Linked DNA regions of Mus musculus: regions 1 and 2 are each linked to region 3. A link is a loop called in an ENCODE intact Hi-C map of the cell type or tissue named here. Cell type or tissue: left cerebral cortex. All regions are shown on one strand. Links, peaks and the distances in the headings refer to the core of each region. The heading gives the core; the rest is flanking DNA. Region 1 holds the start of A630001G21Rik (RIKEN cDNA A630001G21 gene). Region 2 holds the start of Mir8096 (microRNA 8096). Region 3 overlaps Cab39 (calcium binding protein 39).

Evidence for each region. A loop is a pair of places that touch in the nucleus more often than their neighbours do. Peaks named below come from ENCODE experiments on the same cell type or tissue, not always from the same donor. Only the 100,000 strongest peaks of a DNase experiment are listed, where the experiment ranks them.
Region 1: a loop joins it to region 3, with 2.8 times the contacts of the local background. A loop is called at or near these places in 8 of 42 quality-filtered maps.
Region 2: a loop joins it to region 3, with 3 times the contacts of the local background. A loop is called at or near these places in 5 of 42 quality-filtered maps.

The regions. Positions count from the first base shown.
Region 1 is chr1:85,731,791-85,741,885 of GRCm38, reverse strand. A630001G21Rik (RIKEN cDNA A630001G21 gene) reads left to right here and starts at 5,280. Exons shown (of 6, transcript NM_177055.3): 1 at 5,280-5,414. In left cerebral cortex, for the core only: a CTCF peak has its summit at 5,187 (motif pointing right); DNase peaks (open chromatin) are centred at 5,200 and 6,022.
Region 2 is chr1:85,746,956-85,757,050 of GRCm38, reverse strand. It overlaps Mir8096 (microRNA 8096), which reads right to left and starts at 5,103; the gene lies at 4,977-5,103. In left cerebral cortex, for the core only: no CTCF peak of the experiment used is centred there; a DNase peak (open chromatin) is centred at 5,356.
Region 3 is chr1:85,838,163-85,848,257 of GRCm38, reverse strand. It overlaps Cab39 (calcium binding protein 39), which reads right to left. Exons shown (of 9, transcript NM_133781.5): 5 at 5,892-6,060; 6 at 3,606-3,665; 7 at 783-848. Among named protein-coding and RNA genes, the nearest start is that of Cab39, 50 kb to the right of the region's middle. In left cerebral cortex, for the core only: a CTCF peak has its summit at 5,803 (motif pointing right); a DNase peak (open chromatin) is centred at 5,817.

The DNA.
Region 1 (10,095 bases), core at 1,024-9,023, 110 kb after region 3:
ATTTATTTATTTATTTATTTATTTATTTACACAAATAAAAGACACTGTAGTTGTCTTCAGACACATCAGAAGAGGGCATCAAATCTCATTGCAGAAGGTTGTGAGCCATTGTGTGGGTGCTGGGATTTGAACTCAGGACCTCTAGAAGAGATATGCTCTGGAAGAGCAGTCAGAGCTCTTTACTACTGAGCTAACCTTCCAGTCCCTGGGTACTAGTCTTAAATGCTAAAGCCAAAACAATGGAGTTGTAAGGAAGAAAAGATTTATTTCCGATGATGATGATGGTGTTTCTGTGCACTGTGTGAGGGGTTACACCCATGCCATGGTTCCCATATGGTAATCAGAGGACTCTACCTTTTCCTGAGTGTCAGGGGGTCTAACTCAGGTCAGGCTTGTGTGGCAAGCGCTTTCCCCACTGGACCATCTCACCCTTTCCCCGAAAAGTCTTTTCTTCACCGGAGGCAAGGTCTACAATGGATACGTCTATAACAAAGGGCAGCTTGCTGAAAGAAAAGGGTGCACAATTTATCGACTGAAACAGTACGTGAAATGGGAGCCTTCGAAAGTGAAGACGCACAGACACAGGGAGAACTGGACCTTTCTGCTTAGAGGGACAGCTGCGTGGAAGCACCGTTGGACAGAGAGGAAGTCTACGCTGTAGGAATGAGCTGGGGCTAGGTGGGTTGAGCAAGGCCTGTTTGTTCACATTCCTTTCTGCTTCTAGGTACCACAGAGGACACCTGTCAGACTTCCTTCAGCCGGAAGGTCTCAGCATGCCAAGGGGTCAGGCTTTGAGTGGCTTCACCTAACTTAATAAGAATTGGATCTTGCTGGGCCCTGGGGGTGGGGAGGAGAGGGGGCGGTGCACACCTTTAATCCCAACACTCAGGGAGGGAGAGGCAGGTGGCTCTCTGAGTTCCAGGCCTGGTCTACAGATGGAGTTCCATGATAGCCAGAGCTACACAGAGAAACCCCGACTTACAAACCAACAAAACGAAACCAAATAAACAAAACAAAACTAAACAAAAAATAAAAAAAAAACACTTTATCTTGATAGTAGTGGTAGTTGTATAACTGCTCGTTTATAATTTTTAAAGTTTTATGATTTTTTTAAAAAAGTGCTCAATTATACTACAGCATAAAAAAAGATTAAAACCTCCCCAAAGGTGACTTGTCTTTAAGAAGCCCACATCTATGTTCTTGAGTCTATGTTTCTTTCTTCTTAGTACTTCTTTCTCCTGCTTAAGGCTATGCTACAATGTCTTCATTAAACCCTACTTCCACACCATTAAAAAATAGTATCAGAACTATAAAGGTAAATGACTGAATTTCAACCTCAGGGTACAATTCATTTTAAAAATATTTAGCCAGGTGACGGTGGCAGTGCACGCCTTTGATCCCAGCACTCAGGAGACAGAAGCAGGCAGATCTCTGAGTTCAAGGCCAGTCTGATCTACAGACTGAGTTCCAGGATAGCCAGAGATACACAGAGAAACCCTGTTTTGAAAAACAAACAAACATGATTATTATGTATGTGTGCTTAGGACGTGGGGAAACCAATAGTGCGGTTATAGGATAACTCTGTAGAAACGGTTCTCTCTTCCCATCTTTATGTGTGTTCTGGGAGTCAAACTCAGTCCTCCATGGTTGTGTAGCAAGCACCTTTGCCCACAGAGCCATCTCACCAGCCCAGTGAGCCACACTTTAATGAAAACAAATAAAGTAACTGGGTCATTGAGAATTAAGTGTGCCACCAGCCCCAGCTTTATGACAATTGCACTGAGTGAGCTCTGACCCCCATCTATGACTCTCCTTGCTGGTTCCTAGGGCATCATGGGAGGAAATGGAGCATTTCAGGGGCAGGAAGTCAGATGAGTTATGTGATGAAAATCTATCTTCTGTTTCAAGATGTGGTGAAACTCCCACTAGCTGCCATCTCCAGGTGTCAGGCAGGAAACTCACTTATGAGTAAAATCAAAACTTCAGTGTGATTGGTCTACAGACTGGACAAGCACTAAGACTTAGCCCAACACAGACTTAAGCCTTTGAAGTCATTCTGTGTTTTCCTGGTGTCTTAGAATTTTTAATTTTTAAAAGATATATTCATTTTCCTTTTTTTTTTGTTTTTTGTTTTGTTTGTTTGTTTGTTTTTTCGAGACAGGGTTTCTCTGTGTAGACCTGGCTGTCCTGGAACTCACTTTGTAGACCAGGCTGGCCTCGAACTCAGAAATCTGCCTGCCTCTGCCTCCCAAGTGCTGGGATTAAAGGCGTGCACCACCACGCCCGGCTTCCTTTATTTTTAAAGGTTTATTTATTTGATGTATATGAGCACACTGTAGCTGTACAGATGGCTGTGAGCCTTCACGTGGTTGTTGGGAATTGACTTTTAGGATCTCTACTTGCTCCAGTCAACCCCGCTCGCTCCGGCCCAAAGATTTATTTATTATTATACATAAGTACACTGTAGCTGTCTTCAGATGCACCAGAAGAGGGCATTAGATGGTTGCCGGGATTTGAACTCTGAACCTTCGGAGTTCAAATCCCTCATTTTTCCTTTAAATATATGAGCATTTGTCTATATGTCAAAGCCTTGTATGCATACATGTGTGCCTCATGCTCTCGGAGGCTGAAAGGGGGTTGGGGCTCCTGGAGTTACTAAGCTGTCACGTGGGTGCCAGGAACTTAACCCAGATCTTTGGCAAGAACCACAGGTGCTCTTTCCTGCTAAGCTACCTCTCCACTCTCTGGAGTCTTGGTTTTGATCTCCTCAAGAAACAGACACTGAGGGGCTGAACAACCATCTGTAATGAGATCTAATGCCCTCTTCTGGTGCATCTGAAGACAGCTACAGTGTACTAAGAAATAATAATAAATAAATCTTGAGCCTGGAGTGAGTGGGGCAGACCAGAGCGAGCAACCTTCATTCCCAGCAACCACATGATGGCTCACAACCGTCAGTACAGCTACCGTGTTCCCATATACATAAAATAAATAAATAAATAAATAAATAAATAAATAAATAAATCTTAAAAAAAAAAAAGAAACAGACACTGAGATATGAGTTTGTAAACTGTGGGGAAGCAGCCACAGAGTGGCCTGCATCTGTAATCCTGACATTCCTAAAGGACGGGTGGGGGGGTGGAGGGTGGTGTGGGGGGAACGTGGGGGGTGGGGATCAGCCAGAAGCTCAATGGACAGCTAGCCTGAAGCACTTAGTAGGAACAGAAACAAGAGAAGCTGCTTCAGCAAGGAGGAAGGTGAGAGCTGCCTTCTGATCTCCACACACCAGAGTGTCAGGGTTCATAGACACCTATACTCACATAACACGTACCCAAAAATAACTTTAATAAGATTTTTAAAAAATGTTGTTTCATGTTGTTTTGCCCGTATGTATATGCACCATGTGTGTGCAGTATCTGCAGAAGCCAGAAGAGGGCATCAGATTCTCCTGGAACTGGAGATACAGATGATTGTGCATCACCATGTGGGTGCTGGGAACCAAACCTGAGTCTCCCACAGGAGCAACAAATGCTCTTAACCACTGAACAATCCCACCAGCCCTGTAAGGAAGTTGTTTTAAATAAGGAAGTAGTACTAGCAGAAAGAGATCAGAGTTTTTCTACAGAGGAGTCGAGGAACTATGAAGCTCACCCAAGACCGTCCTGTTCCTCCCTGGTTGAGGTCTGCTTCTGGTTACATGAAAACCCCAGCACTTCCCATTTGGACTGCTTCAAAGCTTTCAGTATCCAGGCTGGCCAGATAAAATCCCACAGGCAGAGTTGCAGGTATTAGCAAAACACAGCATTTCTTTGCAGGGGTGCCACCCACATATTCGGACACCATAGCTTGAACACTATCACATCTGCTGGAGCTGGCTAAAGTCCCTGGCAACACCAGAGGTTTCATTTAGTGATAAGAAAGGACTCGGTTTAGTAATCACCTGGGCCACAGAGGAGCTGGCTAACTGCTTTTCCTTCTTGCTTGGTGTCTTCTCTTTGGTATCATTGTTTCTTTTTAGTCTCTGCAAGACTGGAGGGGATCAAGAGGAAGGGTTGGGCTTAGAAAAGGCTTTTTTTTTTTTTTTTTAATACTTCTGGTAAGGCTGCCCCTACCGCCCCCAGCACAGCTGTGGCCAGTTTGTTCCATGCCAGCCAACTAAGCAGCTAAGACATATCATTGCTGTAATGTGCCTGCCAGTTATTGATGCAGAAAAAACGACTCCCCTCAGAGCAGGGCCATGCTGACCACATACTCTGTTATGTTCTGTACGTTAAGAGGTTTGCTAATCTTAAGATATTCCACAACTATAAGCTTCAGGTAGGACTCATCAAATTAAAGGTCAATACGAACTGTTATGTCTAAAATGGTTTGAGTCAGGGCTGACTACTGGGCAGCACTTCTAGGTCCTGCCTGTGAACTCATTGTGGGTTTTGCAGTTTTATTTGTTATAAGTCTCTCCTGAGAAATGTCCAGTGTGTATCTTTGAGCTGTCGTCCTGGCGGATGAGTCTTGTGTTCAATAAGCCATCCCTGTTTAACTGAGATAGGTGTTTCTGTGGTTTGTGGGGCGACTCCTGGACCCCAACAACTTGCTCCATTGTAATTTTATATTAGTACTCTCTAGAGTACTCTTGCATGGTGATCACTTACTGGGGAATATTTTGGTGATAGCTCCACGAAGTCTGACATTTCTGGGTGTGGTGATTTGAATGAAAATGTCCCTCTCTCACGGTCTTAGGTGGTTGGGTGTGAGGTTTCCAGTCTAAGGTGCTGTTTGGGGGAGGATTAGACATGGTGTACCTTGAGGAAGTACATCTCGGAGTTTTGAGGTTTCGAAGGCACACACCGTTTCCAGTCCCCCACCCCCATTCCTGCAGTAAGAGATTCGAGCTCCGTTGTTCCTGTACCGTGACTGCGGCTGATTGTTTCTATTCTCTGCCATGTTGGACTTTTACCCCTCTGGAACTGTAAAAGCCCAAATAAACTCTCCTTTACGATGCCTTGAGTGTGGTATTTTATCAGAGCAGCAGAAGAGTAACTGCTACAGGTCCCACCTTCAAAATATTTCATTATGTGTAAAGCAAATATCATCAAATCTCCAAAAGCTGGAAAGCTAAATATGATTATGGTCCAAGTGGTTTCAGGCTGAAGGCCTCTCAACCTGTATTTCTAAAGGTGCAGTAACCAAGTGCTACCACCAGAGGTCAGGATAGACTTTGCAGAGACCCGAGAGAGGGAACGTGGTACAGGGAGACACAGAGGAAGTGAATGCAAATTTCACTAAAGTTTTCCCTAAACCCACCCCAGATCGAGGTCCTAGCTTTCGCTCTGCTTTCTGTACTTGCTACTGACCACAATTGACGCCCGCCGTGAGGAAGGCTGAAGGTGTCCCCTGCGGACTCCCCCAGACCCAAGGTAGCTAACTGGGGAGGAGGTGGAAGGGTGTTTGGGATGAAGTGAGGGAGAGGAGGGAGGGAGGCCTTGACTCCCAGAGGACTCCTTAAATGAGTCTATGAAATAGCCCGATACCAGACAGATTAATGCACCACAGAGAGCAAACTTATTAACGAACAAGAGAGGTGCTTAAGCATTCTTTTGGAAGGGGAAGGGGTGTTAGGCAGCCTGTGAAGTGTTTTAGGTGAAAACAAACAGATAGAATGGATGGTGGCTTGAGACAGAGTTTCTCTGAGAGAGCTGACTTCTAGCTTCCTCTCCTGGCATGAGACAATCACTCTTCTATGGAACTCTCAGGGAAGCACTGCTGTAAGGGAATTCTCTCAAAAGACCTGCCTTTAGGCAGAAGAGGGCTTTCAGAGAAAGTCTCCAACACGTGCTGTTTCTCCTTGCTCATCTCAAGGGTTCCAAAGTGGTACACTTGGGCTGCTATGTCCTGTACTCCTTCCTGTAAGAGGGTCAGGACCGGAGCCATTTACGGACCAGCCTCAGGGGAGCACCCAGCCTGAGGTCATATCCTTCAGGGAGGGAAGGGGTGGAGTCTGCCCCCAGGGGGCCACTGCTGATTTCCCCTTAGTGCCCTGCGCTGCTCCTCCTGGGGTAGGGTTGTGGTTGGCGGGGGTGGGGGTAAGGCTAGGAGGTGGGGGTGGGGGGCAAGCAGAGGAGGTGCCACTTGCTAGCCCCTGAAGCTGTCTATATGTGTTTGCTCATTTTTATCGCACCGGCAGTGTGGTTTGGGATGGACCAACTACCGTTCAGGAAAGGACATTAGCAAGTTCCTGCTTCTAGAGGAAGAGCTAAGGGCTAGGATGAAGGCTTAGCACTTCTTTGTCCAAGTTTAATTCCTGGTTTCGTTTTTCTGTTAAAAATCGTTAAATTTCAAAAGTGTACTCAGACCCTGACTTTCCAGTTCAGCCCTGCCCACATCCAGTCGTGGCCTAATCGAGGGAGGAGGGCAGGGACCCCGGAAATCTTTCTTTGCCAATACCCAGCATTGTTTTGGAGAGACTGATTCTTGGTAGAAGCTATAATCCAGCAGAATAGAAAGCTGGGGTGATCTGCCAAGCCTTTGCTCCGACTGGGTCCCATTTTGCCTTTGTCCAGCTATGTCAACACTATCCAAAACAATTACTGATTCAACAACCACTATAGAATTTCCAACAGCCCTTCCCACCATATTCTAATAGTTTGGGCTTTTCCGGCCCACAAAAATGGAGATGCTGAACCTCAGAGTCGTACGGTACTGTAGGGGCCCCTGAAGAGCCAGAACGGTCTTAGGGAAGAATACAGATAGATGGATGAGTTACCCTTTCCATCTCTGAAACACTTCAAACCTGCAGTTCCCAAGGCAGTGGGGTGCTCTGGCGTGGGGACTAACAAATGGACTGAAGAGAGATACATGAGCAGGCATAGATAGTGGGTTTTCAGCAGGGATGTTAAGACTAAACTGAAATGTTTAATGCTTTTGAATTTCATACATAGGTACTGTGTTTTCATCATTTCCATTCTCCTGTCCCCTTCACTGTCCCCTTCACTGTCCCCTTCACTCCCTTGCAAAGCAGTGGCCTCTTCCTCTTTCACTATTACTGCTATACTTACACAATGTATGTATGTATGTATGTATGTATGTATGTATGTATGTATGCATGCATGCACATACATGTGCACAGCCTGCTGAGTTCCTCTAGTGTTGCTCCCATGTCTGTGTGTATAGGGAGAACCACTTGGGGTCAGATGACCTATAAGGGGGCTCATCCCCCAGATGCCACCTCTCAGCAGCTACTAATTACTAATTAATTCTTGATGCAGGGATAGGAAGAGCAATTAGACATCTACTCACTCCAGACAGGAAGCAGGTGTGGGTCCAGGGCCGTTCAGAGATTCACAGTCTCAAAGTCTCAAGTTTTGGTTTTAGTAAAGTAAAAGCTTTTTTTTTTTTTTTTTTTTTTTGGTTTTTCGAGACTCGAGACAGGGTTTCTCTGTGTATCCCTGGCTGTCCTGGAACTCGCTCTGTAGACCAGGCTGGCCTCGAACTCAGAAATCCGCCTGCCTCTGCCTCCCAAGTGCTGGGATTAAAGGCGTGCGCCACCACGCCCGGCAAGTAAAAGCTTTTTATACAAACAAACAAACAAACAAACAAACAAACACAAATGGCCAGGACCAAACCAGAAAGAGTTCCCCAGGTAAGTTCCCCTACCTATTGTTAGTTCAAAGATTATAAAGGTGAAAACTATACAGTTGTAATTTGGGTAAGACAAATTAACTCGTATCCTGTCTGTGAGCAGGCAAGGCTTGATTTTGTAAACAGATGTCCAGCAGGTACCTCAGTCATCCAAGCTAGGGTTTCATACAAAAATGGGATTTAACAGTTAGCCTATTTGATCTTGTGACCCTATTACTTTGTTGGGATAGCTGAGGAGGTGAAATATTTTTGTAACAATCAGCAGGTTTTAAGAATAGCTCAATTGCATCAGGAAATAGTCTATCTCAGGCTAGCTGACAGGGTACATTCAAGGTAGGGGAAACTTCCTTATGGCTTATACAAGCTCAAAACAATTTTGTTTTTACAAGGCTTGCACAGCAAGTTTATCCTCTAAACACAATGTTCACCATTACAGAAGCCATGACAGACCAAACTGTGGATACTACCAATGTCCTACTTGGTGAACCAACGCGTTTTACTGGGGTTACTTACAGGAACATGGGTGAGGGGTTTCTTGCAGGAACAGAAATGACTCAAAGTTGCATCAGCAAATACCAGCCCAACAAAGCCAACAGCTCCCAAAGCTAGGAATCTGGAACACAGTGTACACAGCCTGTAGGCAGCTCAAACAGGTTGGGAAATGTCCTTTCCTGGTGCCTCGGTGGGTCTAAACCTCAACCAGGCGGCCCTGCTGGTTTCTGTTTCTTTAAGGAAAGCTGTTTTGATCCTAGAATCAATTCTTTGCTGCTTCTCTGCTCTGAGAGTCATCTTAGCAGCTTGCCTTCCCTTCACCTGAGAAGGACTTTGAGCACTGACTTTTAACTCTGGCAGAGAGGGGCCGAATGGATCTGGTCGATTTTAGGAACTTCCTGAAGCTGTTGAATTGTTTACCTTCCTGCTTGAGGATCTTACTTGCAGGATGGGATGTTTTAATCTCTGAGGAAACTGTTACATAGTATTCCACCCCTTTCTCCTCTCCTCATTACTTTCTTTCCACCTCATCTCATCCCTTAACTTTGGAGGGGGTGACTATAGATGTCCACCTATGGCTAGGAAACAGGCCACCATGCCACAGTAACAAGTCACTTGTTATCTGGAGCTTCACCAGGAGCTATGAGTTGAAGCTGACAGTGATCTATGGGTGCAGACACACAAATTTAGAAGGCAGTTGAGCAAGCACGCCAAATCCATCTAGAAAATCCATCTAGAGATTGCTTTCCCATTGAGGCCTATGACCTCCTCATCTGCATGCTTTTGTACTGGCTGACACTACCAGACGTGAACTCCCTTTTGTGGAGTGGGCCTTAAATCTAATGGGAAGGTTTTGCCCATGACAGCTGAGCCACTATTGCACAAGCAGGCACATCCTGCTAGAAAGCCGGTATTTCAAAATGCAGGAACAATAGCTAAGCAGAGGTGTTGGGTGACAGTTCCACACCAGCAGCCTGTGTGGCCCCTTCTGATACTATGGGAGCCAGCCAGCAGGATGTGGGTTTACCGTTATGTCACAGCTGAATTTCTCACCCTATAGTCAAAACACACAGATATGTAGTGTCTTCAACAATAAGGTTCTATTGTTTAGCCCTGGTATACAACCAACCACAGTAGCAATAGCCTATATCATGTGAGGACCCTCAGGGGCTTCTCTGGCCAATGACTCACAGGGAGGTAGCCTATCCTGGGCCTGAGGATTTTCATTCCCTTTCCTCCTGTGTATGGTATTGTTGGATTTAAACTCTTCAGCTGTTGGTGCAGTCACTAAAGATTGCTCAGTGGCCTTAAAGGACTTTGGCCCTGGGACAGCCTGCATGGCATTGGGACTGGGGCTTATAGACACCACATTTCACTATTGTAAGTATGTATGCCACCTTTGTAGGGTTTGATTCTGTGCTACACCAAATGGACCTCAGCCTTTATTCTAGACCTTTATCAGATAAGCCATTTTTACAGTCATTGAAGGTGGAGCAAGTTATGGATTCTGTAAGTGTTACAGCTCGGAGGGTAAAGGCTTTGAAGGGGCTCTAGCCAACCTGAGCATGCCAATCATGGCTCTGGAAGGCCTTGCCCTTCCTCCCAATTCCTTCTGCCTAAAAACAATTAGAGTCCATTCCTGAAACTAGCCGCCAAGGTCTATTCCCATATTTGGGCACTTCCTCCTCCCAAGGCTGACAACCAAGGTCTAGCTGTCAAAGTATTGAAGTCCAGCAATTGAAAGCCCCCTTTGGCTCACCTAGTTAACATGGTCAGTAAAAATTAAACACCTCATCTTAACACGGGGGTCCCCTTTTACCACTATAAACTGCCATTTTCCTATGGGCCACATCTGTCTCCTCTCTATCCAGGGACAGTCCTTTCTCTCTCCCTTGTTCCCCCCCCCCCCATCCTCTATCTCCTGTCTTTGCCTCTAAATCCCCACCCTTTGTCTCTCTGAAGCAAATA
Region 2 (10,095 bases), core at 1,459-9,458, 91 kb after region 3:
AAGTTGCTTTAGCAGGCATTTTGTCACAGAGGTAAGAACAATAACTGATACTAATAAATGCCACAGGTGGCCACTGGATCCCTCATTGGCAATAGTGCTAGAAGTTTCTGGAAAATGAAGTGCAGCTGAGCATGGTCAGTGGGACCCAGGAAGTCCTCCCAAGAAGGTATGAGGGAAGCAGAGCCTTGTGAGAAACTAGTCTGCCTCTATGTGCACTCTTGTCCCTCCCCGGCCCTGGTGCCCAGTCTCCTACGTACATAGAAGCAGTTCACTGAAACGCTGGCTAGGGCTTCCCTTCCCAACTGACTTCACCCTCCTTCCACCACAACCCTGTGGTTGTCCAACCTGGCTTTGGAAATTAGGTCAAGCCAAAAATGGCCTCTTTTGGGAGAGTCTTCAATGGGTAATAAGTTGGCTGCTTATATTAAACACATTTCAGTGGATGGGTGGGTGGGGACCACAGTAAATTTCTTTTTTTTTTTAACTTGTTGAATCAGTTTCACAGAAAGTCAGACTTTCTGACTTCTCTCGAGGTTCTGTAGAGCCACAATGACCTTTGGGGGCTGCCCCTAGAGCCAGTCTCCCTCTTACTTTCCAGATCTTATCTTTCTCTGAAAGTTGAGTTCTTTCCTCTCCCAATTCTTATGTTAAATGCCTCATTTCTATGCCTGAGCATGCCATCCAGGGAAATAGGATTATTCAGATGAGATCAGCTTGGAATAGTATGGACCCCTGTAGAGAACATAGACACACAAAAAGGGAGAAAGCTATGTGGAGGTAAAAGCAGAGACCAGAACAACATTTCTACAGGCCAAGGAGTACCAAAGATTGAAAATAATAATAACAATAATAATAGTAATAATAATGATAATAATAATAATTTAATAATGATGATGATAATAATGATAATAATGATGATGATAATAATGATAATAATAATAATAATAATAATCCTGGAAGCCAAGAGAGTCTCCTGGGATGAGTCCTTCCCAGCATTCTCAGACGTGTGGCCCAACACACATCTCCATCTCAGATCGCCTGCAGAGCTGTAGTGGGTTCCTGCTGGTCTTGAATTACCTAGCACATGGTACTGGTGAAGCAGTCCTAGGAAACTAGACCAGCCCCACCGCTCACTCGTATTTGGTAGCTAGATGGTTACCTGTCCTGCCTGGGCCCCAGATATACTTGCATTCTCACCTGCTGTTATAGAACTATGTCTTCTTTACAGTAGATGTGCTGTGGTCTTGATTCATGGAAGGGAACATTCACAAGATCAGGTATATCAGCATTCCCTTAAGGAAGGTGTGTGTGTGTGTGTGTGTCTCTCTCTCTCTCTCTGTGTGTGTGTGTGTGTGTGTGTGTGTGTGTGTGTGTTCATATCATCACATGGATTCTGCTTATGCTCCCAGCCTACCTCCGAGTTGCATGTAATTCTACTTCAGTGCATGTGACCTAGACAGTTGCTAGACTTGCAGTGATTCCCAACCTGCGAACTGTGACCTCTCTGGGAGCCAACAACCTTTTCACAAAGGTCTTTAACTAAGGCTGTCTGCAAATCAGATATTTATGTTACAATTCATAGCAGTGGCAAAATTATAGTTATGAAGTAGCAATAAAAATGACTTTATGGTGGATGTCACAACGCTAGGAACTGTATTAAGGGGCTGGCGCATCAGGAACGTTGAGAATCAGTGCTAGAGGGTTTAGGAACAGAAGGTAGTCTGGAGTGGGGAACACCCATAGTGCAGCTTTTATGAATTATCACATAAATTGGGGTGGGGCTTTTTGTTTATGTAGCTTCCCAAGTAACCTAAGTCCCTGTAAATAACCCCAATAATTTCATTGGTTCACCAAGATGGATTTGAATGACATGGTGATTTCTTTGGTCACACAACATATGAGTCAATTCCTTTAGGTCAGAGGATGATGTCCCCATGTCTGTAGTCTTGAGAGGTCAAGAGGGAGGTGATCTGGAGAGTAAAGACCTGGAAGAGGTAGTGTCCCCAAACTGCAAGGGCTCATTATCCCACAGTATTGGGGGGAGGTGACCAGAGTCCCCAGCAGAGGACTGAGTGAAATGTGGCCCAGATTTGGCAGCAATTTCTAAACTGAGAAGGACACGGGGAACCACATACAGTATCTTAGATGTTAACGAAGCTGTGGAAACTGTCAAATCGAGGCCTTCCCAGGAGTTCCAGGTATACATGCATCCTAGACTCTGTTGTAAGGATGACGAGAGCCCAAAGTTGTGGGAAGAAAGGAAGCCAAGGCCAGCCTCAGAATGCAAGGGCTTGAGAGCGTTAAGGGCAAATAAATGGCACTTATTCTCTTAGCCTGAAGAGGCTAAGGAAGCAGACTGGGGCAGCAGAGCAGCTTTAAAATATCAACAATAACAACACACATGGCCTCACAGCCAAGGTCGACCTTAGACTTCTATCCTCTTTTTCTTTTCTTTCCTCTCCTTTTCTCATCTCTTCTCTTCTTCTTCTTCTTCTTCTTCTTCTTCTTCTTCTTCTTCTTCTTCTTCTTCTTCTTCTTCTTCTTCTTCTTCTTCTTCTTCTTTTTAAAAGCTTTATTTATTTATTAATTATATGTAAGTACACTGTAGCTGTCTTCAGAAACTCCAGAAGAGGAGTCAGATCTCATTACGGATGGTTGTGAGCCACCGTGTGGTTGCTGGGATTTGAACTCAGGACCTTCAGAAGAGCAGTCGGTGCTCTTACCTGCTGAGCCATCTCACCAGCCCCTCTTCTTTTTTCTTTCTTTCATTTTTATTTTTGAGACAGCGTTTCTCTGTGTAGCCCTGCCTTGCTTGGAACTCACGCCGCAGACTAACCTCGAACTCACAGAGATCCCCATGCATCTGCCTCCAGAGCGTTGGATTAAAGGCTTGGCCTTGAATTTCTAATCTTTCTGCTACCTCCTCCCAGGTGCTGGAATCACAGGCATGTACCACTAACCTGTTTTAAGTGAGGTTATGGTGTTGGGGACTGAGCCCAGAAACATCTTCACGTTATGGGAACACATTCCAAGGAGCTACCTTCTCTGCCCCAGGAGTAGGTGCTCTCACTGAGACCACCGACTTCTCCACAAGCGAAGCTTCTCCATGCACGCTGCCTCACAACACCACTCATCTCCTTCTTAGCCTCTGCTCCAGTTGGGAGTTTCTGCTTAGTGTATCTCCCTCCTCTTCAGGGTGGTTTGAGAAGGCAAGTCTGAGGGACAAGCCATGTCACCTCTTGCAGAGGGTTCAGTAAGTTGGTTAAGCCCACTGCCCACTCCATCAGCCCCCTGGGTTTTCCTAGCTCCTCTGTCCCTTCAATTCAATTGTTCATGTGCATAGCACAGGATAAAACAGACCCGGTCCTTTTCACACATCATGGATCCCTCTTGCGCCTGGTGGTGACACACGTAGTTATGGAGCAAGGAAAGCAGGCAGGGAGAGGCAGGACTGGGAGCCATTTTTATTAGCACAGGGAGGCTAAGAAAGCCTCTGATCAGTGCCAGGCAAGGTCTGAAGGGTGAGTCACCCCAGGGCTTTTGGGCAGAAGATGGGGTCAGTGCAAAGGTCCTGCAGCAGGACAATATTCACCACGTTCCCAAATGGCTAGAGCTGTCCCATGGTTGGATGTTCACGATGTGTGACTAATGCCACCATCAATCACAACAATAGGGAAACACTGCTGTTTCGAGGCAGCAGAGCTGAGCACCCAGGAGGGAGACCAGGTAGGGGCTTTTACGGATAATTCAGGTGGATGGTAACACATGTCTAGACCTGAGTGTGATTGTGGAGGCAAGAGAGGCGGGACAAGCAGACCTGGAAGTAGGAAGAGGTCTCCTTGTGGAGGAGTGGTTCAAAGGGTATAGGAGTTGAAGGAGAGTGAAGGGAGGGGGATCAAAATACATTATATACTTACATGAAATTGTCAAAGGATAAACAGAAAGAATTAAAAAACAAAACAAAATCTCAATCAAGAACTGGAGAGATAACAGAGCAGTCAGGAATACCTACTAATCCTACAGAAGATCCAGGTTCGGTTTTCAACATCCACATTAACCAACTGTAACTCTGGTTACAGTAGGGGCTCTGATGCATCGTGTCTACCTGTATGCATATGGTGCACAGGCACACACACACACACACACACACACACACACACACACACACACAAATTTAAAAAACAATACAAAACAAAACAACCCAAAGAGCCCTCATGTGTTGAATGCCCTGCTCCCAGTGTTTAAGTATGGCGGTACACGGCCTATCTTGAAGGAGGCTCAGTGAGCTCCCTCAGGTGGACTTAATCTATGAGTCTGCTACCTGGGTAAGAAGAGGAGCTTAGGGTACAGATGCACACAGAGGGAAGACCACATGAACACTCGGGGAGAAAGCAACCGGAGGCCTGGGGGTGGGGGGAAACAGCATGTTGAGTACTTGAGCTCAGCAGTGCAGGCTTCCCCATCAGGGAAAAGGCAGTCGATTAGGCAGGCCTAGGTTACTGCTGCTCTGCTCGCTATGTCTATGTCTGTGTCTAGCTCCCTTGAAAGGACTTTGCCTAGCTAGTTGCAGTTGATCCTAACCACAGCCCTCAGAGATATATGCTCATTTCTCAGATGCAGAAGTGGAGCTCTGGAAAGTGGTGACGGAGGAAGGCCTGGGGGAAGGTGAGCACGCAGGGAACAAGGCCTTATGGGAAGGGTGCTGCCAGCTTGACTTCTGAATCTCCTCTTTATCTGCAGCCAGTAGAAGGTCAGACCTGTCTCTTCTCACCCTGCCCCTCAGAAGGCCAAGGTTGGATCCCTCTGCCCTCTCATGGACCACAGTGTGCCTGTGTCTGTGTAGGGCCTGTGGTCTTATGTTAGGTCCTGTGTTAACCCCAAAGCACTAGTCTCTAATTTCAGACACTGAGATCAGTGGGGGTGGGGAGGAGAAAGGCGGCTTTGGGTGGGAAGGGTATGTGAGTGTCTCAAAGCTGCGGTTCTCAGGCACAGACTTGCAGACCTGCTGGGGAGGCAGGGTAGCAAGAAGAGTCTGCGAGGATTCCTGTACTCTTCAGCTACCGTGCCCAGTCAAGTCACGGCCTTGAGTTCTTACTGAGACCTGGATCCATGCCTTAGTGTGTTCTGTAAGTCTTTGTGTGGTCTATCAGCAGCTATGAGAGTCCTCAGTTAGAGAGAGCGTGTGCGTGTGAAGCTGAGAGGTGGCTCTGTCTGTGCTGGCTGTCTTAACCATGAACCAACACTGCTCACACCCCGTCTGGTGCTGTCATAGGTTGCAGTTGGAGGCACACTCGCCACAGCCCTGGGTCAGGCAGAGAACCAAAAAGGAAGCTTGTTGTAAGAGGACGGAAACTGCCAACTAGTGTGACAGAGATCTAAACCTCCCACGTGGTCTGTAATCCTCTGCCTGCTCTGCCTCCCCCACCCATGACCTCAGTCTGAGAACTGCAGCTTGGATCTGGGCTCTTCAGGGCCTGTCACACTCAGCCATTTTCACAGGGATGTAGACAGGAGCTGGCCAGGGGCTCTAGCCCTCTGCCTCTGACAACAGCTGATTGTGAAATGCCCTGGTTAGTGTACACCAGACAAGAAAAGGGAATATCTTTGGGGCTGGAAATGCAGAGACTACAGTAGCCTTGAAGCAACTGGCTGTCCATCTATGACGACTCTGCAGAGGGCTGTCCCTGGGCCGTACAAGCTGGGTTTCTGGAATCTACCTGGAGGCCTCTTCCTCTTTATTGAAGTCACACCTGTAGAGGCTTGGCCCTTTTCTCCCTTCCCAGGCCTGAGGGGCACTGGTTGTCTAGAGCTGAACGTGCTATACTGAGGTGAGGCTAGAATGGAAATAGGGGTGGGGGGAGGGGCTCAGAAGCGTGGCCTATGTCTGTTAGGGGACAGCCTTCTGCCTCTATCACACCGTGTCTCTTAACACTGTCAGAGGGTAAGACTGACATTAGGGCAGTTATCCTGGGACCCAACTTTGTTAGACCTGGAGATATAAGGGGGCTGCCATCGATTATGCCTGCTGGAAAAGGCTGCGGGGGGGGGCACATCTAGGTACCCACAAATAGCCCAGCAGAAGCTGCTGACTACCCGTTCCTTCGGAGCCTCTCAGGCTGTGACCACAGGGATGGGACTGGCATCTGCTGAAGGAAGATTGTCACAGTGTAGGGACTGTCTCTCTGTGTCCTACTGGGTGTTTCTCTTAACCCTGCCCACCCCCACCCCCAGCCTACATCCTGCCTAGGTACCTGGTTTCACTTAGCAGTCAGTGTCCTGGTTATCATTTTATGGGTGATTCTGTAGTTTCAGAAAGAAGCTGCTGTGTTCTGAGAAGGGGCTTTCTGTATCCTCCATGGGAAGGGCAATGTGTCCCTTGAGACTCAGGGAGCAAGTATCTCCGAGTGCCCGGAGCGGGAGGGGAAGGATGCTGGGGTCTGATCTGACCTTCCCAGGATTGAAACAGGAGAGAGTACTGTGGAAAACAGGACAGGAGGGAATGTTGGGGGTGGGACAGCAAGGTCTGGGCAGGAGCCCTGTGTTCTTCTGACTGGGCTATGAGGCAGTGGTTGACATGGGGTAAATAGGTAGGGCCAGGACCAGGAGGATGTGGAACTTGCTGTTGGAAGAGCCTGAAGAAGAATTGCTGATGTAGGAGCTCAAATGCTGTAATGGGCGCGGGACACCCGGAAGGAAGCTGGTGGTTGAAGGAGCAAGGCGGTCTAGGGAAGGATTTTTTGTGGATCGAGTAACCACTTGATAACCTCAGGGCTCCACTATGAGGAGGACCCTAATGTGGGTCAGGGCAGAAAGACCCATGCACTTCTGAGGAGCTCAGAATAGGGATGGCCACAGCCTGAGGCTAGAGAGGTCAGAGGCAGGCGTGGATCAATCGGTAGTCCCATAGTACAAAAAAGCAGAGGCTAATAGTAATTAGGGAGATATGCCTGGTCTCTTTTGTGAGCATAAAATGAGATGCTCAGAAATGCTGGCCTCAGGCCAAGCTAGGGCAAGCCACAGTCAACAGCAGCTGTGTTATTACTCAAGAAGCCAGCTTCATCTGGTGCCACATAGGTGCCCTTTCTGCCCTTCCCTGACTATTTACAAGGCTGGATCCACCCTGGTGAGCTTCATCTTCTTTGCCTGTTTCCAGCTCTGGGACCCCCTCCTCCTGACCTTGTGGAAGGTCTATTCCTTGTGTGCCTATCTTCAGTACCTCCCATCTCTAGAGGACCGAGTTAGGTGCCCGCTCTTTCAGCTGGCCATTTCTATAGGAAGAACTATGCACTCCAGTGCCAACAGGAAGACCGAGTAGAGGGCTACGGAAGACAGGCTTTTTGGGACATAGGGAGGGACTCCTCTGAGGTCCCTGAAGAAATGACGTCACTGTCCTGGATGTAGGTCCTGGTGTCCTTTCGGCTACTTTTGGACAGGCCTCGGGCACTATAGAGAGTGTTCCAAATGCAAACAAGGAAACTCCATCCCAGCGATAGCCCAGGGAAGGCAGCCGTGGGGTTCAAATGGCCATCTGCGAGTCAGAACCTGCTACTCATCAAGGGATGCGACGATCACCTGTCCAGTTACGAATCTTCATCTACCCACCCCTTTGTGTGTTCCTGTCGACATGGCATCCATTTGACTGCAGGTCCCTTTGGACTCCTCAGGTCTTCCCATCCTTTCCTGGCCCTCATCTTCTCAACCTCTCCCACTGATTACTCCTTTGCCTACTCCACAGCTGCCTCCCTTTCGACCCATTCCCTGTAGCAACACCAGAGTCCTAGGAATGCGGAGCCTTCAGCTTCCGCAACGGCGTTCCTGTTCAGTTACCTTTCAGGTAAGGCCAGCTCTTCTACGAGGCAAGCAGGCTCCCCTCCCAGTGGACAAGTTGTCTGCGACATTCCTAGGAGTCTTTCTCTCAAAAACTTGACGTCAGGCCCATGGAAGTCTCCCTGAAATCTTGGACCTCTGTGTGTAGTCCAACTGGCCTCAGGGTCACTCTGTGGCCAAGGCTGGTGACACGGGAGGAGGATCTTCCTGTCTCCATTTCTCAAGTGCTAGGGTTATGTGTGTGTGTGTGTGTGTGTGTGTCTGTGACCACGCCCATTTTAGGTGGTTCTGGGGATCAAACCCAGGGCTTCATGCATTCCAGGCAAGCATTTGAACACTGGAACCATATCCCCAGCTCCTGAATTTTATTTTCAGTGCTTATGTCACTATCTTTCTTCTAGGTTTTCAGACTTTAAGTGACTATATCCATTGTAGCCAGAGGTGGTAGAGCAGGCCTTTAATCTCAGCACTTGGGGGCCAAAGCAGGCAGATATCTGAGTCCGAGGCCAACTTGGCATATATAATGAGTTCTAGGCCTTCTATCACATCATAGTGAGATCCTGTCTTATAAACAAATTTTATTTATTTATTTATTTATTTATTTATTTATTTATCTATTCGTCTATTTATCTATTTATTTTGAGGAAGGGTCTCTTCATGCAGTCCTGACTGTCCTGGAACTCACTGTGTAGATACCTTGACCTTGAACTCACAAGAGATTTTCCTGCCTCCGACTCCCAAGGGCTGGGATTAAAGGTGTGCACCACAGTCCTGGCCTCCATTGTATTTAGCGGCTTACTAGGGAGACATGGCTTCTAGATTCCCCCCTCAGTTGCCTTTCCAGGTCTCCTGGACACTAAAGGTGTGCACAGTGTATGGGTAGGACCATCCATCCATGGCTGTTTCCTCCTTGTAGTCCTGTGCTCCTGGAGGGTTTTTTTTTCCAACTGCTAGCCCTCATTGAGAGGGTTATGTGTTGAAAGAGTATCGTGGCCATTGGGAGCCAAGGAATGCCACAAAAATCATACCACACAACAGAATTCAGGCAAGAGATTTATTTGGTGGGAAGGGATGCAAAATGGCTGCCTCTGAGCAGGGGTGGAGACAGTGGTAGACCATATCATGAAGGCAGAGTTTATAGAGGATATGGAGTGCAGATATGGGGGAAAATACAGCCTGCTGGAGACAGTGGAGATGCATTGCATTGCTATTAGCGATGATGGGGCATGGGCTCTGAGTCATTGAAAGCAGGGAGGAGCCTGGCTCCTGAGTGTGGGCAAAGGACGTTCAGTGGTTCCCATTAAACCCAGCACTCAGTAGCCAGAACAGTTCCTAAATTTTATTAGGTGCTTAACACAGGGATAGCAGCAAATTCAACCAAAAACCTACAAGAGATCTCCCTTCCTCTGCCTCCCAAGGGCTGAAATTAAAGGTGTGCACCACATCTTTATCAAGAAAACTTTATTATTCTATAATCTGCTCTGTGTCTCAGAACCCGTTTCCACCTGGATAGCAGCATACTTTGTTCTTCTGGGGGGATTCCATGCTCCTTCCCAACAGTCCACTTATATTCTATTTATCCCATTTTCTCCCTCCTGTTTGTAGCAGAAGCCAAACTGAGGTGGCCCTCTGAGGCAGGCAGCACTGTGGCAAAGAGGTCTGTCATTAAGAGGGCTCTTAACGGTGGCTGCCACCAGCTCCTCCTTTAACCACAGTTGACATTTGTCCCTCCAGTGTTTACTGAAGATGTATTTTGTCCTAGATGGCAGAAAACAGCGTCTAGGATGAGTGGCTTCATTCTTATCAAAGAGTCCTGACCATCCCCAAACCCCTAGATCAGACTTTGAGAAAACAGAGCCCTAGAGGAAGAGGTGATAGACAATAAGGCCACTAAACCCTTATGTCCTTCCTCAAGGTGGAGTAAGCCTGGTCAGTCACTGATAAGTCTTGTTTTTTTTTTTTTGTTTTTTGTTTTGTTTTTTTATTTTATTTTATTTTTATTTTTTATTCTTTTGGTTTTTTGAGACAGGGTTTCTCTGTATAGCCCTGGATGTCCTGGAACTCACTTTGTAGACCAAGCTGGCCTTGAACTCAGAAATCCGCCTGCCTCTGCCTCCCAAGTGCTGGGATTAAAGTCTTTTAATATACAAATGAAGTAGGGTGTAAGGCTCAAGGGCCCTCTGCTATTAAAGGGGGCAGGAATGGTTCTTTTGAGGCTGGGGCTTCAGTGTCAGTCTAGGAATGAGTAGGAGACCCAGAACTTCAGTG
Region 3 (10,095 bases), core at 1,196-9,195:
TACTCTTAAATTATTAAAACTTAAAGCAAATAAAAAAAAATTAAACAACCCATTTGATAGTCATCACTTGATGGTAGAAGAGACTAGTTTCAAAACACAGCAACAAAAATAAAAATGGACAATGTAACAAACTACCACTACCCAAAAGAAGGAAAGGGTACTAGGAAGTTCTGATTATTAACATTAAGTAATCTCTTTCCTGTTTTAAACTCTATTTAGCAGGACTTGCTTTCCGGGATGAAGGGTGTTTACCTAAGCACAAGCTAAGTGCTTCATCTTCTCACACCGGCCTCACTGACTCTTCGGCAGTGGTTCCTCAAGACAGCCCTGATGGTAAGAAACCAAGCAGGGAGCTGAAGGCACTTTCACCGGCCTCAGCGCTTCCACGTAAACTCAGTGTTTACTCAGTTACTGCTTAGCTGGGACTTTTCCTCCAGGTTGCTCTTGCACCAGGCTCTAGCTGAGGCTGTGTAGCAGCTACATACACTGCTGGGAGCAGGCATTATCCTTGTGGATAGTTGAGAGCATGCCCTGGTGCCAGCCTGCCTGGGTTCAGCTCTGTAGCCTTGAGTGGCATATTCCCCTTTGGTGTCTCTACCTTATATGTGGGCATACAGACCACCACCATACCCTGAACCCTGAAAACAAAACAACCCAACCACGCCCAAATCACAAATGTACTTTTTCCTAAAGGTCTACAACCAACACCCAATTCTCCAAGTTCAAGTCACAAATACAAAATGAAGAGAAATGAATGACATGAAAAAGAGAATGTGCCATACCTTCAGTGACTGTCTCTTTGTCACATAATTTTCTGAATGAAGTAGCTTTTCATATTCACTGAAAAACTAGGAGAGCAGAAAACATACATCAGGATAGGGAAAAGACACCTAGATAACACTGTAAAGTTTAGGACAGACTCTGAAATCAACAAAGGCCTGTGCTCTCCTGCTGACAATAATGTGATGTCAAACCTTCCTTTCTCTTGGGCCCCTCTGGTGATGCCACTTCTATTCAGGGAGCTCCTGGGACGGGTCTCCTCCAGGTTCCAGTCAGTTACAGAGATGACTCTGACAAGTCTCCCTCTACACCCTAACTCCATGTGCATAAAACACCAACACAGTGGTTCTCAACCTTCCTAATGCTGCAGCCCTTTAAGACATGTGCTGACCCCAACGTAACATTATGTAACTGCGCTACTGTAATGAATCATAATGTAAATATCCGATAAGTGAGGACCACTGCCTTAACACCACCTCACACTTTCCATATTCATTTCTTGGTGTTAAAAATTCCTATTATTTCATAAACAGGAACTCAATTTGTCTAAACCACAAAGAGAAAAATGAACCTGTTCTTTCAAGGTATCAACCAAGGAGAGAAAATAAATCTGAGAGGGGGAGAAACCTAGTGTGTTAAGTAGATGGAGGTTTTGAAAGGTGAGAACTTGCATCAAAGGTGAAGGAAGGGAGCAATATTACTTAGAATATGGGGCAGGGAAAAGATATTCCTGGAAGAAGCACAAGGAAGTTATAGTTTGAGAGACCTGGGGAGTGCAAAGCTGCAAATCAGAGCTGATAGGGCCTACCATGGCTTCAAAGTGGGGATAATAAGAACATGTCACCAGAGTAGGAACAATTAAAGTCAACCCACGGCAGGCAATCCAACTCCCCGTTAAGGATGTTAACAGAAAATTCTGAGCACCAGCACACATCTTTTAACTGATTGTTTCCCCCTATGCTTTAGTTGGTAAAACAAACAAACAAAACAAAGAATCAAAGTGGTTGGAGTTTTAAGTGCAAATATTTTATGATAGGACTTGATATTCCTTCTCCCTCAGATCTGACTGTACTCCAAACATTTCTGTAAAAATGTCTTTCTAAAATCTTGTTAGCTGATGTCACAGAGTTGAGGCCTTGTGGAAATAAAGTAGGTTAACAATGACTAACTCTTACTATGGTTAGCACGGTCTCTATGAGCTTTAGCATCAGAGGCCACACTCTCTTATCAGTGGGCATACGCTACTCTGAGGCTGCAGAAGTCCCAGAGTAAAGAAAGCCTTTGCTCTTAGGACTTGAAGTCAGACTCAGGCTTCTGATGTTAGAGCAGTGGTTCTCAACTTTCCTAATGCTGCAATCCTTTCTCTCCCTACCCCCTCCCCCTCTTTTTTTTTTTTTTTTTTTTTGAGATAGGGTTTTTCTGTGTGTCTTGGCTGAACTTGCTCTGTAGACCAGGCTGGCCTCCAACTCAGAGCCTGCCTCTGCCTCTTGAATGTTGGGATTAAAGGCACGCACTACCACTATCCAGTGCTTCAACCCTTTACAGTTCCTCAGGTTGTCATGACCTCCAACCATAAAATTATTTCCTTGCTTTTTTATAACTAATTTTGCTACTGTTATAAACCATATGTAAATATCTCATATGCAGGCTATCTAGTATGACCTTTTAAAAGGGTCATATCAAAAGGTTGAGAACCACCCTGTTAAAAAGCCTACGTTGCTCCAAAGAAACAAAAGCTGCCACCTCAAACCAGACACACACACAGGAAACACCCACATCCAAACACTCATGGCGGAAATAAAGTGCTGTCAATGTTTAAGCCACTGATGAGGCTGCTTTCTTAGCCACATGCTGTGCTGCTGCTGGGAGAGGGGGAACAAGAAGGACATACGAGGAGAGGAGGAAACACAGGTTCTGCCTCCAGAACCTTATAATGGAGTGGGATAGGAAAGCAAATGATGAAATACAACAATATTTAAAACTTCAAAGATTTAAACTACTAGTGGAAGGATTAAAAATTAAGCCAAGTCTTGTAGCATGGACGGGAAGTTTAAGTGGAAAGTTATTATTCTAAGTTCTCTACACGTGCCTATCAGAGCCTGGACAGTGTAGTGTATAGGGGCCTACTGTGGCACTGTGAGAAGCCCTCCAGAGGAAGGGAGAGGTATACGAGTGAACACAGGCACTGTAGCCCTGGGGTGGCTGTGTGGCTGACGGGCAGTAAGTCATCAAGCACCCGGGATCACTGACAGCTCTCTGGAGGTCATCATTGCTGGGTTTGACTGACACTGACACAGAGCTGGAAGCAACCTTACCGATGGCTAGTCCAATGTCCTCACTTTACAAATAAGGAGGGTTTCTAAGCCCCCAAGCAGTGAGTGCCTTGGCCATGGCCACAAAGGAGTAAGCAGCGAAGCAGGGGCAGTGCTGGGGTCCTGCCCACTAGGCCAGCGCTGCTCAAATCCTATCAGCTGCTGCCTCTTTCTCTCTACTTGTGTGCAGCAACTGATGAAAAAGGAAGAAAAAGTATAAAAGTCAGACTAAATTCTCTTTGCATCTTAACTAGATTATCATTCAGGAGCAAAACTGACCACTTCCCCCTTCTAAAATAAATAAAAAAAAGATGCAAAGGGCAATGTATGAATCAAGGTCAAATTTTGCTTCAGACTTAGTAGTCCTCAATGTTGTTTCAGTAAAGTGATCATAGCACTATTTACAAATACTAAAGAGTCAAATATCCTGATGTAAAATCTAACTTAAATCTCCATTTAAGTTAATTTTTGTTAAAAATTACAAACATCATTTAAAATATTTCACATACTTACTCTATCATAATGTTGTTCCAAAAATTCTGCACTGAGCAATTTATGTCTTGTAAGTAAATCCTAGAAGAAGAAAACATGTATTTTTAGAGTTGCTCTCCATTAATGCTTTCTTAGGAAAGAGAATTCTAAAATATCCACCAAACTGCCTAATAAACTGTTGTTAACTATTAGCACACAGTTGCTACTTAATATTTCATAATTTTTCTCAGGACCATAAAGTGACCATGAAATGACCTTGGTGTCACTTGGTCAGAACTGTTTATGCCTCATTACAGGTGGCCCTGGCCCAAGGTCACACACATGGACACCAATCCAGCTTGAGCTCCTTTGTGGAGATTACTGAGATCTGGGTATGCAGGGAGTTGATCTGCCTCTCACCTCCCAAAAATGTCCCTCACAGAAGCTTTTTGTCTGTCCAGTCATCTACTCCTGACCTTAGACTCTGACTTAACATCACTTCCTCAGAAAACTTTTCCTGATGTGTCATGGTTGTAATTCTACATGTGCTTGTGGGATTATTTAGTAAGTTCTCTCCTTCATTAGACTGTCAGTTCCATAAACACAAGGACCACACCACACTGGTATTTACAACTTTTGAATTTCTGGCACCTAAACTCTTCCTAGTACATAGCAAGGGCTTAGTGTTAATAAATACATCAATGAATGGATGAGGAAAATTAGATGATGTGTTCGGGGAAGCATCATACTCAATGTTCTGCATGGTATGCTGTCTAAGAAAGCTTCTAACCCCACCCCAAGAATTCACACTGTTCACTGCTGCACAGGGCTTGTGCTGTGTTTCCTCATTAAAGAGGGTGTTCAAGAAACTTTGCTCAGTTCCCCCAAGTCTCTTAACTGTGAGAGTTAAACAAGAGAAATAAAAAAGCTGGAATTAAGTTTCGGCCTCTCTGGAGATGCAGTAGTCATTTTACTGAACCCTTCAGTAACCATCTGCTGCTCAGCGGATGTCACATACAAGGTCTCTCTGCATGTGACAGGTGCTACAACCCCCTTCACAGGCAGAAAGGAAAGTTCAAGCATCAATGGTTGCAATGCAAAAGAGGAACACAATTACTTCCAAGGGAGTTACCAACAGAGAAAGCATCTAAGCCTCCTTGTCAAAGAGCATGTCCACCTTGTAGCCTGCTACCATGCTTGTTAAAGGCTGATGTCCCCTGAGTAGGTACCACAAGGACAGGGCTTCTATGTACAGGCCACTGCTGAATCCCCAGACCCTAGAATAGTGCTTGAAACAAGTCAGGCACTCGGAAACTGGATGGATGGAGACTAGCATGTCAGAATCTGTTCACGGTGATGCCACTTCAATTTTGTGGCTGAATCATACTTGCAGGCAATCTGAGTAAGTGCAGCCAAAGGGCCCTCTTTCACACAAGGCAATACCACACCTCTCTTCATGCTGGGCTGCTGCTCCTGAATGGGGCACTCCCTTCCATCGATGCATCCTAATCGTGAGTCTTACCCCACAAATGCGGTGAGCTTGAGACATCATGGTGACACTTAACTACAGTTTGCTTCCTTCATACATGACATGTACACACATTATCTGAGAAATTACTTAAAGCTTCTGCAGAAGCTGTACTAATTTTGGAAAATAAATCCTTGGTACTATTAATGCCTTAGTCAGGGTGAAACCTTACTGTCAGTCCCCAGGCCTTCCTCCTGTCCTACCGTATTCATTACCCTTACATACGAACTTTACCCAGAGCCACCCTTGTCTCAGGGGCTCTTTATTAAGAAGCTGAGCTCTTACAAGGAAAGTGACAATTCTGTGTTAGTGTTCATGGCTTCTGAGTATGAGTGAGCTACATGTACTAAACAAGAATTCAACAACTTATAGCTGTCCACCCTGAATGTGGTTCTTGTATTTGATAACACATATATTCCAAAATCCATGGCCTCTGAGCAGAGGCCAATTCTATTACCCCATCCAGTGCCAGCCAAAGGAGGCACTACAGAGTGCCTCATCACAAGAGAAAGCCTGCTTGTTGGACAATCTGTATATTATCTATGCCACACTTAGTGAATAATTGAACAGGAAAGTGCAATTTTGACCTTACAGGACTTTTGCTTTTCTGATAAGATTTGAGAATTTAATTTTTTTACATTACAATTTTTTTTGTGGTTTTACTACAAATACCTGAGGCATACAAATGTGTATAAAGCACATCTCTATTTCCACTAGAGGGCAGTGTGAGTAGAGGAGACAAAGATGGGGAAACAATCTGACTTGCAAGTGTGCTTAGAATTTCAGTTTTTAAATGTTACCTTGAATGTAGCAAATGCATCTGAAGCTATGTCAAATGTTGACATTTCAACATATCTGAAGAAGTCATAAAACTGTTCTGACCACAAAATGATTTTTGCAAGTGGTTCATGTCTGATGCATTCTCTTAACATTATCCCACAATTAAGAGCTATTTCTGGAGATTCATACCTGTAAAACAAAACAAAACAAAACAAACAAAAGCCATACATGATTTCTCTTTCAAGACAGCAAAAGTGAACATTTCAAACTTTCTCAATGGAAGTTTCAGATACTCCTAAGTGACTACAGCCACGTTACAGCAGGGTCATTTGATCTGGAGCTTACAGCTGCATGCAGAGGTAGACAGCTGCGTTCAATCAAGAAAATTCTGCTGGGCAGTGGTGGCACACGCCTTTAATCCCAGCACTCAGGAGGCAGAGGCAGGCGGATTTCTGAGTTCGAGGCTAGCCTGGTCTACGAAGTGAGTTCCAGGACAGCCAGGGTTACACAGAGAAACCCTGTCTTGAACTGCCCCCCAATAAAAGAAAAAGAAAACTATGGCAGAGACCATGAGACTAGTTCTGGTGGGAAAAGTCTAGAAAGAAGAGATATGATATCTAGGACCTTAGCTTACCTACCGTGCTCACAACAACCAATAGAACTACAACCTGAAAAGAACAGTAATAGAGTATTTTTCCAAATTCAGAAATTGACAGTATAAACACAACATGTCCATCCATCAAATATACAGCAATTATACATCACTGTTTCGACACTCAAAACAGTACTTCCAGATTCTCAGAGACATGTAAACCTCACACAATTGCAAGCCTCACTCTGAAGGTTTTACAAAGCATCTCTACCATGGAGAACCGGGGGATCCCAAGATCCTGGCACCTCCTCACTAACTCTGCAAATGCTGCCTTTTCCTTTATTCTCAGTTCCTCTCAGCATTTCTTCCTTTGTCATCATGAAGATCTCTCAGCTGGGCAGGCATCTCCCCTTCTCATAGACTTTCCTTTTCATAGACTGCTACCTGCTCAGACAGGCTGCTCTCGTGTTCCAAGATACCAATGTTGGCTCTGCCTCTTTCCCACCGACAAGCTCACATATGTTGTGTTTTTTGGTAGTCAAACATTTCCCAATACTCTAGTGAAATAATTATTTGGCCAGCAGAGACTTCCTCTTGGCTAAAACAGGACTGACCAAGATCTGTCTGTGTAATGTTCTCTGATGGTTCTCTTCTTGTCTATCTATGCCTTTTTGTTTTGGTAGGGTTGATCAAATTCAAGGCATTGTGAATACTTGGCAAGTATTCTATCACTGAGCTACAACCCAGCACTATCCCTCTCTTTAAAAATAGGGAAGAAAAAAGTCCCCCCAGTTCTCCTTTTTATTTCCCCGTGTTCCCCCCCTTCTTTCTGTTGTCTTTACCTGCTAAGGACAGCCCACAATCTCACAACCCCCACTGTGACTGAATTTCCTTTCCCCAGTTCACTCTTTCTGAAATGTGGCTGGGTATTTTCCAAAGTACCTGAAAAACCTCAGGAAAGGTCTATGTAAGTTGAGCATATCTAAGATGAAACCTCAACCCTGCCACTTAAAACCAAGACCTAACTTCCCACCCCCTCGGCTCTACATTTTGGCACCAGTGCTCTGTCTCTGACGCCTATCATCACAGACGTGCCATCATGGGGAAATGTTTTGCATCCATGCTGCCCATTATGGTGGCTACTAAGCCACAGGTGTGGCTATGCAAATGAGGGATGGAACAGCCATGATTTAAAGTTAAATTATTACACATGGTTAGTAGCTACCATACTAGCTTCCCTGCAAATCTTCAGCTTTCAGCACTTCCTACTTTAGAAATCACTGGGCCTTTTACTCTTCAAGTCTCTCTCTCAGCTCTACTTCCTTTCCTCTATCTCCACTGCCGCCTGCACTCACACTGTAAGAACTGCAAATGCATCCTAACCTTAAGCCAACAAAGTTTACCACCAGTGTTTCTAGCTTAGAGTTCAAAACTACTGCCAAACAAACTTCTGGGCACACTGTCCTCCTGGGTTTGCTGCTCTGGTACAAGCCATCACCTAGCCTGTCATAATAGGGTTCAGTTCTGCAGCTTACTGCTGCCTATCTCATGGTAGTCATTTTGGCTCCTGGACCGTTTTCACCAGTGATATCCCATCAGGATGCTTTCTTTTTTCTGTCTATGTAAATTCTAAGCTCTCTGCAAGTCTAACCTTAAAATGCTTCCTTTTTACAAACCCACTTAGCTGCTGAAATCCTGAAGTCTTGATTTTCTGCCTGGCAGCACTACCCCCTGTCCTTTAGTTGTACACGTCTGCCTCAGTTAGGGCACAGTACTCAGCATGTACACTGGCTCTCATGTGATTAAAAGGTCTGTTCACCAGATAGCTGATCATAGCATGAATCTTTGCTTATCTCTTATAAACAGGACACTTGCAAGACAAGGGTAATGAAGTTTAGGTTACAAGTGTGGCAGGTTTTTCAAGCTTGTCTAAATAATTAAACCATAAGCCAGTGAATACAAGGCAAACAGTTATGCTGTTCAACCTGTTAACACTAGACTGGGGATCACATTAGATTTTAAAAAGCTAGTAAAATACTGTTTCTAAATCCAGTCCATGCCAGTACTTCCTGTATACACACTAGAATCAGCAGTACCACCCCTAAAAGCTTCCATCAAAGTACTTAGAGCCTAATAAGTCAACCACATTGAACGTAAGTAATCTAAACTATTTAATCAGCTCAAGTACAGATATCTTAAAAGGTGGCTCACAGTGCTTTTTATAGAGTGCCACCTTCCAGGTCAGGCAGGAATCGTATGAACTGAGTAAGGTGTCAGAAAGCAAAGAAGCCATCACAGACCAATTGGGCTCTGCCAAAAGAACAAAGGAGCACACAATGGCCTGAGGTGGGACAACTTAAATATAGAAAAGTAAAGTTTACAATGGGCTAAACCAGCTTTGTGTTGGTTTATATACTGGCGGTCAACCTGACAGGATGAGGATCATCTAAGAGGCAAGCTCCCCAGCACACCTGTGAGGAACAATCTAGCCTAGGTAGCCTCAGCATGCTCGTTAAGGTGAGAAGGCAAGGTCGCCTCAACAATGATACCATCACCCCACGGGCTACAACTACTGTCATGGACAAAACAGAAAGGAAAAGTGAGCGGAGAACTGACTACCAGCACTCCTGACCAGCCCGTCCACCCTGACCCCCTCACCCACCCTCCAACTGAGTACAAAGTTAACCCTTCCTTCCTTGGACTGCTTTTGTCAGGACTATTGCAGGAAAAGTAACTAATATAACATCCAATATAGATTTTGAGTTAACGATGATGCTCAAACAATATATTCGCTCCTTATTCAAGTTAGTGGGCTAGAACACCAATGCACTAAAGCACGGCGCTGGCTTTCACCAGACTGTAGCTGTGAAAAGCCTGTGCAGTGCATACACGGCAGATGCATGAGGAACACGGGGAGCGCGGGGAGCAGCCTCGCCGAGCTGTGTGCAGGGAGAGAGGAGGAGCCTCAGAAAGCAGGAAAGATGCAAGGCTAATGGCTGAGGTGGGGTTGTGGGTAGGGCAGGCTTGCTGTCTCAGGTCCCAAGCCAAGCTTCATTCTAGGCCTTTCCTTCTTACCTCCTCGGCCAAGGACTCTGCTCACCAGCCCAGAGAGTTTTATGCTTTCTCTCTCAAAAATCTTATTTCAGCTTCCAGTGACAGCACATGCTTTTAATACTTTGTTCAAAAATTAGGGGTAGGTAGATCTTTTAAGTTCAAGACCAGCAGGGGTTACACAATGAGAATACAAAGGTTTTTGTTGTTGTTGTTTTTAATTCTATACATTGTTTAAAAATTATTTACATCAAAGCTACCATGAAGTAATAGGAAGTGTTAACGTTTAGATTTCAATAAACCTTTGGTTTCTATAACAAAGGAAATTCTGGTCAGTATCACACTGTTCTAAGAACAGTCAGATTTCAGACTATTCATATAGCATATTTTCCACAGGGACACTGGACCGATACAACAGTAACGGGTGAAGAAGCAACACAGATGGGTAGGAACAGAGAGGAGGAAGTAGGAGGAGCTGGCATGTGACATGTCACTGACTCATGCTTTGTCTAAACAAGTCTGAACTTGGGGGAAGTGTTAAACCATAGATACAAACCAAGTGAGGTAATGTGTAGGGAGCA